Linked DNA regions of Homo sapiens: region 1 is linked to region 2. Evidence: chromatin loops called from intact Hi-C (ENCODE). Cell type or tissue: sigmoid colon. All regions are shown on one strand.

The links. Hi-C counts contacts between places; a loop is a spot of excess contacts. Peaks named below come from ENCODE experiments on the same cell type or tissue, not always from the same donor. Only the 100,000 strongest peaks of a DNase experiment are listed, where the experiment ranks them.
Region 1: it touches region 2 in a loop (3-fold over the local background); 44 of 110 quality-filtered maps call a loop at or near these places.

The regions. Positions count from the first base shown.
Region 1 is chr1:22,273,741-22,277,740 of GRCh38, forward strand. No RefSeq gene overlaps it. Among named protein-coding and RNA genes, the nearest start is that of MIR4418, 9.5 kb to the left of the region's middle. In sigmoid colon, a CTCF peak has its summit at 2,316; no DNase peak of the experiment used is centred here.
Region 2 is chr1:22,103,814-22,107,813 of GRCh38, forward strand. No RefSeq gene overlaps it. Among named protein-coding and RNA genes, the nearest start is that of WNT4, 37 kb to the right of the region's middle. In sigmoid colon, a CTCF peak has its summit at 2,003 (motif pointing right); no DNase peak of the experiment used is centred here; H3K27ac peaks cover 205 bases.

The DNA.
Region 1 (4,000 bases), 170 kb after region 2:
ATAGTGGTTAAGAGAACCAGGCAGAGGAATCATCCAGACCTGGGTTTGAAGCTGATGCAGCCATTTGCTGATTGGATGAGTGACTTCACTTCTCTATGACCCAGTTTCTCATCTGTAAATGGAGTCAAAGATAGTAGCTACTTTGCAGCATAGTTGGAAGGGTTGAAGTGACTCACATGGGGGAAGGGATTAAGACACTCCTGGGCACATAGTGGCTATTTAATAAACTTGAGTGCCTACTATTGATGGGCTTTAAGCAGCATTGGAGGCTTCAAGAGGATGGTATTTTGCTTCTCTGTGACTCAATTTCCCCCTCTGTAAAATGGGGATAATGGCTTGGCCCCCTTCATAGTGTTGTTTAGGAAGATTGAGTGAAATGAGCAAAATCCTCAGGCAAGCGAGAGGCACATGGTATGTGCTTATTAAGCATTAGCTGTAGTATTGTCACGTCTTTGCTCTATCCTGTCATACAATTTCCTTTTGAGTCAACAAAGAAGGAAGGAAACAAGTGTTCATGGGCAGCTGCCATTGGCCAGGCCTGGCACGAGATGCTTTTCCATGAGTGACCTTGCCGTCTGTCCCTAGTGCGTTCCCACACAGACCTTGGTCTCCTTTTGCAGGTGAAGAAACTGAGGTTTGGGCAACTCAGCAGGTTAATGGCAGAGCTAGGAGGAGAGCCCAGGCTTTTCTGATTTGGATTCAGGAGATTCCTTTTAGGGCTGAGTCCTGCATGGGCCGGACCAGACCAGAAGGAGGGGGTAGATGGCGGTGCTGATAATGATGATGATGGTGATGATGATGGGTGCTGGGCGGGTGCTATGTGAAGTTTGTTACATATGTGATCACACTGGGCTCTCCCTACAATCTTATGAGGTAGATTAATCATCTCCATTAGACAGATAAGGAAACTGAGGTTCAGGAAGACCCTGAGCATTTGCCTTGACTGCTCTGTGCTACCAGCAAGGAACCCAGGGCTTGGCACCTAGCACATCATTGATGCTTAATACCCAGCTGTTCCTATTTCCTTTATCTTGCCCTCACCCTTTTCCCTAGAGGGGTCGGACCATGAGAGCTAAAAGGCCCAAGCCAAAGCCCAACTCACTCATTTAACAGATAGGGAAATTGAGTCCAAGGTCAGGGGAGGATCTTGACTAAATCAGGCAGAGAAAGCCAGGCCTGATGGTCAGTGGAGGCCCAGATAATTGTCTGGGGGCTGCAGGAGGGGAGGAAGGGATGGAGGAGATGTAGGTGGCCAGGGGGAGGGCCTGGCTGCTGCTTTAGAAGAGAGGGTAGGCGAGAGCAGGTCTGGGAGGAGGAAGAGCCCTCGGGCACTCCCCACTCACACTATATAGCTTGACTGCTCCCCCTACCCAAAACACAGCCTTCCTTGCCTCTTTCCCTCCCATCATGCCTCTCCTTGCCCCCTCCTAGCCCTCCCTTTGGTGAGACTCCAGCCTAGGAGCTGGGACCTGGTCCCAAGACTCTAGAAACTTGAGTAAGCCCCTTCCTCCCTGGGGAACCCATAAAACGAGGGACAGTGGCATGTACCTCCCCTGCAGGTGACAGGACAAATGAGGTAATGCAGGTGAAAGGCTGGAAACTAGACAGAAATGGGAGTTGTTGTTATTTTTATTATTACTACATCAGATAACTGGTTGGACTGCATTTTTCTCTGGTTGCCCCCGGGGCCCTGTAGAAACAGCTTCAAATTGTGCTGAAAATTGCTGAGGACACAAATCGGGAAATCTGGGCTCTACCCTCACTCCCTCCTGACTCATGGGGCACTTTGGACAAGATCTGGTTCCTGTCCCTCTCTTGGTCCCTGTCTCCCATCTGGATGGTGCAGGTGGACGACATGTTCTGTCTCTGTCCCTGGAACTTTGTAGGTGGCAGCTCTTGGCCTTGTTTGGGTTTGAGGAGGCGCCACTGGGACCAAGGGAGTGGGGAGACCAGGCAAGGATGGGTCCATGGCAGCCCCCTGGGTGCCTGAACCAGACGCTTACTGGGTCTGACCATGGACGTGAGTGAGTCCTCCCCACGCCTCTTGCTGTCCGCTCCCTGAAACATCTTGGGAAAGGAGAGTTGGCCCATCCTGAGACCTCATTCTGGTGGCAAGCTTCAGCCAGGGAGGCACCCCAGTTGGCAGGGACAAAGGCTGAGCTTGCCCCGGGGCTGCCAGGGAGAGGAAGCTGGGGAAGGAGAGAAGTGCCTTTCAGGGCATCGAATTCAGGAGCAGAAGGTGGACGTCTGCAGGGACTGGACTGGGGAGACGAGTGTGCACATCGCCACCTAGGCCCCAAGGAAGGCAGTGCAGCCCCCACCGGGCTCCAGGACCATCTCTTGGGTTCTTCCTACCCACAGGCACGCGCTGTGTGCCCTGCTGGCACTGGGACCTGGGCAATCCCAGTGTGACCCACCACCCTGGCCTTTCAGGCATCCACAGCACAGAACGTGGCTGACCTTGGGGTGACACTGCTTTGGTTACCTGTCCCTGCTTTCTGACTTACCAGCTGACGGTGTGACCTTGAGCAAGAGACAGCCTCTCTGAGCCCATTTTCTGTCTGCAAAAAGGAGGACTATTTGCTCCCTTGCAGAGTTGCTAAGAGCCTGAGGAAGGATATTGCCTGTGATGTACCTAGTACGGAGCCTGGGGCATGGTGAGTTTTCAGTGGCCAGTCATTCCCTGTCTCCCTCCTCTACAAATGAAGTCCTAGGATGCTAGGAGAGCACTGGAAAAGAAGCAGTGCTGCTTGGAGGCATCAGGAGGCTTCACAGAGAAGAGAGGACATTATAGTAGGGTTTTGAGGGATGTACAGGAGTTTCCTTGATATACCAGGGCTCTGTGCAAGCAGGAACCATAAATGTCATGGTTTCTCAAGTGCCTAGTATGTAACAGAAGCTCAATAAATATTTGCTGTTTGAGTGGTTGGCATTCCAAGTAGCAGGACTGTGTAGGAGAGGCATAGAGGTATGCACGATCTGGTCTCAACAGTGGATGAGAAATTTAATTCCTCTTCTGGGACCCCACGGTGCTTTGCCACTTTGTCTATGGAAGGCCGTTGTATACGTGGGTTCATGTGTCACGTCTCCTGGAGGACTGTGGACACCCCAAGAGTGGTCTGTCTGCTCACTCACCTTCACCTAACTCTCTAGGGTTCAGCCATGGATCCATGCTCAGGGAGGTGGATCCATGTTCAAATGAAGAATTGAAGCATGCTCCTGCGGATGACTGGCTAAGCCTTGTTTGGGGTGAGGGTGTGTGTGTGTGTGTGTGTGTGTGTGTGTGTGTGTGTGTGTGTGTTGTAGGGGCTGCCTCCCATGATCCTTCCCCCTCTTCCCAGGTAGTCAAGGGTAAAAAGGGTAAGGTCCAAACCCTTGACCCAGCCTTCCTGGGTCTTCCTGATTGATCTCTGTCCATTGCTCCAGCCTGGTAATTTTGTGCCCTACGAGAACAGTAAGCAAAGCAGAGGCCGGTGGGGGAGGCTGGGGCAAAGGGGTGCTGGTTTAGGTGGGGTGGTTAGCGCAGGGGCCTCCCTGAGAAGGTGACACTACAGCAGAGTGTTTCTCCTTCACCAGCTTCCCCTTCAGGCCCTGGGAGCAAAGCCTGTCCCACTTTCCTGGCTGGGCTGGGCACCCTCTGGTGCTCCATGGCCTTTGTGTGCACCTTCTTCCTGGCTCCAGGCTGCCAGGCCCAGCTGCTTCTGAACCATGTGATCCAGGCAATTCTATATGCCTTTCTTTGCCTCAGTTTCCTCATCTGTTAAATGGGGATAGAAATCACACCTGCTTCCAGGGTGGCTGTGGGCATTGCATCTGTTGTCAATTGCAGAAGGCTCAGGATGGCATCTTTACATCATAAACGCTCCAAAAATGGGGTCGTATTAGTTATTATTGCACTTATCCTGTTTTTCTAGATGCACTGGCCATTGAGTCTTTCCTGATCCTCTGGAAATGAACATGGGAGGAGCTTCCTGGGAAAGCATGGGCAAGACGGGAGAGG
Region 2 (4,000 bases):
TCTTAACATGCTGCATTTTTCTTTGGTATGCCTTAGTGGTATACCTGGTATAGATCTGAAGGTACTGTATAGTTAGTTTGCCTACATAACACTAACAATGCAGTTCATTCCTTTGTTCATAAATTCATTTATTTAACAAACGTCTGCTTAGTACCTGTATTCGTCTGTTCTCAATGCTGCTGATAAAGACATACCCAAGACTGGGTAATTTATAAAGGAAAAGAGGTTTAATTGACTCACAGTTCAGCATGGCTGGGGAGGCCTCAGGAAACTTACAGTCATGGTGGAAGGGGAAGCAAACACGTCCTTCACATGGCGGCAGGAGAGAATTGCAGAGCAAAGTGGTGGGGGGTAGGGGGAAGCCCCTTATAAAACCATCAGATCTTGTGAGAACTCATTATCACGAGAACAGCATGGAGGTAACCGCCCTCATGATTCAGTTACTTCCCTCCAAGTCCCTCCCATGACATGTGGGGACATGGGGATTATGGGAACTATAATTCAAGATGAGATTTGGGTGGGGACACAGCCAAACCATATCAGTACCTCTCATGATGCAGTAGGATGACCAAGACAAAATTCTTAAACTGGCGGGACTTACATTCTAGTAGGGGGAGGCAGACATGATTAAAATGTGTATGTCAGAGATGGTGTTAAGTGCTGTAGAGAGAAAGTACGGGACTCCACAGTCCCATCAGGTCTGATTACTTACACTTCTCGGATTTAAAAAAGGAGATCCTTGAAAGTCTTAAAAGGCTATAAGGAAGAAAAACTGCTTCTCAAAATCTAGGTTTTGTATATATCGTAGAACTGTAAGTATTTTAAAGAGCTAGAAGATTCAGATTATGTTTATTTCCTCTCTGATTTTAATTGCTTTGAGGATATTATAGTCTTACTTGGTTCAAGTTAGTTGAACTTGGTTCAGGCCAAGTTATCAGTAATGGGAATGATAATGATAGGTGAGTCTCTCTTTAAAAAGACAATGGGAAGGACTTTTAGAGGTTATTTAGACTAGCCCTCTCAATTTTGGCGGGGTGGGGTGAGTGTAACAGCTTTATTGAGATATAATTCCTGTACCATACAATTCACTTAAAGTGTACAAGTCAGTGGTTTTTAGTTTATTCACAAAATTGTGCAACTATCACCTGATAAATTTTAGAACTTTCTCTTTCCTTCAAAAACTCTTTTCTTCAAAAACACCCTTTAGCTGTCATACCCTGAAACTTTCTGCCCCATCTGCCCAGCCCTAAACAACCGCTGAACCACTTCCTGTCACTGTAGATTTGCCCATTGTGAATACTTCGTATAATTATAATATGTAGTCTTTTTTAACCAACTTGTTTCACTTAACGTGTTTTCAAGGTTCATCCGTATGGTAGCATGTGTCATTACTTCATTCCTTTTTATGGCTAAATAGTATTCCATTGTATGGAGATACCACATTTTGCTTATTCATTCCATCAAATGATGGACACGTGAGTTATTTCTACCTTTTGGTTACAATGAACATTGTGTACACATTTTTACATGATCTCTCAGTTTTCAAATGAAGTAAATGTAGTGGGGTGATTTGCCCAGTTCCCAGTGTGGTTCCAATGCATTGTGGGGCTCCGGAGGAGGCAGTGGTGCCACCTGCTTGACCAAGATCGTAGCTAGCTGTGAGGAGCTTGGAGCATGTAGGCATTTCTGGAAGAATTGAAATTATGTTTAGTTTCAGGGCCTTCTGTTCCTTCAGGAGGAGTGATACAATGGCATGAGGATGGACTTTGGTATCACATTTTCTACTGAGCCTCTGTAACCCTGGACAGGTGACTTCTATAAGCCTTGGTTTTCTCATTTGAAAAATGGAATTAATAATGTACCTTGCAGTGTTGTGAAGACTAGCAATAACATAGGTAAAGCACCCACCAGATCTAGCTGTGTAAGTGGTATCATCATTTAGGAAGTTACTGGAAGGACCAAGGAAAATGACGATGAGGTGGGCCTGTAATGATCCAGAGCAGCCACTAGATGGCAGAGAAATAGCAAGAAAAGACTGGCTGGTTGTGCACCTGGAACTTAGTAAGGTTTGTTAAGCTTCTTTCTAATTGTCCTTAAGAGGAGAGTACAGGCTCCCACATTGCTGGGAAAAGAGCCCACCGCCCACAGAATGTCATCACCCCATACCTGCAGCCTGTGCAGATATAGAAACACTACTGTGCGCCAAATTCGATAATCTTGCTTCTCATTTCTTAAAATAATTGCTGCCAATTCCCTAGACCCCAGTCTGCTTGACTGTCATGAAATTGCCTTTCAGTTAACCTTCAGCCAAGTATCAGTCTTCGTTCTCCTTGTCTGTTTTATTTATTTTTATTTTTTACTTAAATTGGGTCATGAGTCAAGCCTTGTAGATTCTGTTGTTGGGGAACTTGCAGACCAAGACATCCTCTGTTTTAGACAGATATATTCCATCCCTACAAGCAGAATTAAAGTTAGACTGTCAGGGAATAGTGAAATGTCTGTGTGTGGGATGATGCTTGGAGAAAATTGGTCGATTTCAGGGCTGTTTAGGTTGTTTGAAATAGGTACAAGCAGAGAACTTTTGAGGGCAGCCATTGGGACTGTTATACCAGATGACCTCCCCCTTCTTCCAGAGTTCTGAGTCTAGGTGCCCAGAATGGGTAAGTCAGTGGAAGGTTCACCTTTTCCCTGGGCCATTTAGGAGGACTTCCGGCTCTTGGTTTCTCTCAGCCCCCTTTTGCTGCCAGGGAGGGCAGTTGTGTTTCTAATTGAGTTGAGGCTGCCTGGTTTGTAGAGGCCAGTGAATTGAGGATAAAAAAAGCAGATGAGTTAGGGGCAAATTGGTAGGATCTTGGGGCTGGAAGTAGCCTTGAAAAAGATCACTTGGTTCAGCAATGAATGTCTGACTTAGGAAGACACTAAACCTCTAGTCCTGAGACCCTGCAGCTAAACTGAGAGGGTCTTGGGCAGGCCTGAAACTTAGACAGAAATATATGGCTGAGGTCGGTTCCTGGGCCTCAGCAGGTCTGGTTCTTGTTCATTGGGAACCAAATGGCTCTGGTCTCACACTGCCTGATTTTCTTAATGTCTCTGCTGTCTTAACTTGTGTTTGAGCCTCTCCTATCTAGCATGGTGTTGAGCACATAGTTCAGTTCTATGAACAGAAGGAAGGGAGAAGAGGAGTCAGGAATGCAAAAGAAGGCAACAGGGAAAAAGCTTGCATGGGTCGTAATACATTGTATTTATAAAGCTGCTGAGAAAATGCTTTCATGTTCATCTTCATAAAAGCCTGTGAGGCAAATAGAACAGGTGTTTATTTTACAAATGAGAAAACTGGCTTAGAGTTGAGCTTCTACAAGATTTTACAGATTGAACTGGAGTCTTTTGGTTCTGAATCCAGTGTTCCCGCTACTCAAACACCTTACTTTTGTGGGTGGTGCCTCTTCTCCCTTTTCTGTGGTTAGGAAAGCTAGAACTGGCCTTCTACTCATTCATAAAGTGGGTAAGAGTCATCCTTGGAGTATGTAGGGATTTCATCCTTAGCACCTCTCAGGTCCCTGTTTTCCTTCCATGAAGCCACGTACCGTTGAGACAGGCTGTTGCTCAGATTGAGGTAGAAGTGATTTACGGAAACTGGCCTGGCAGTGGCTGCTTTGGGTTCCAGATTAAGGAATCTGGGTTTTGCCTCCATCATACGAATTTTTCCCTTCATGTGTTAAAGGGAGTCCTCCTACCCTTTTTGGGGTTGAGAAACTAGAAGTTAAGGAAGAAGGAACTTTCTTTTTCTTTTTTTTTTTTTTTTTTGAGACGGAGTCTTGCACTGTCGCCTGGGCTGGAGTGCAGTGGCACGATCTCAGCTCACTGCAGCCTCTGCCTCCCGGGTTCACGCGATTCTCCTGCCTCAGCCTCCTGAGTAGCTGGGATTACAGGTGCATACCACCACATCCGGGTGATTTTTGTATTTTTAGTAGAGACGGGGTTTGACTATGTTGGCCAGACT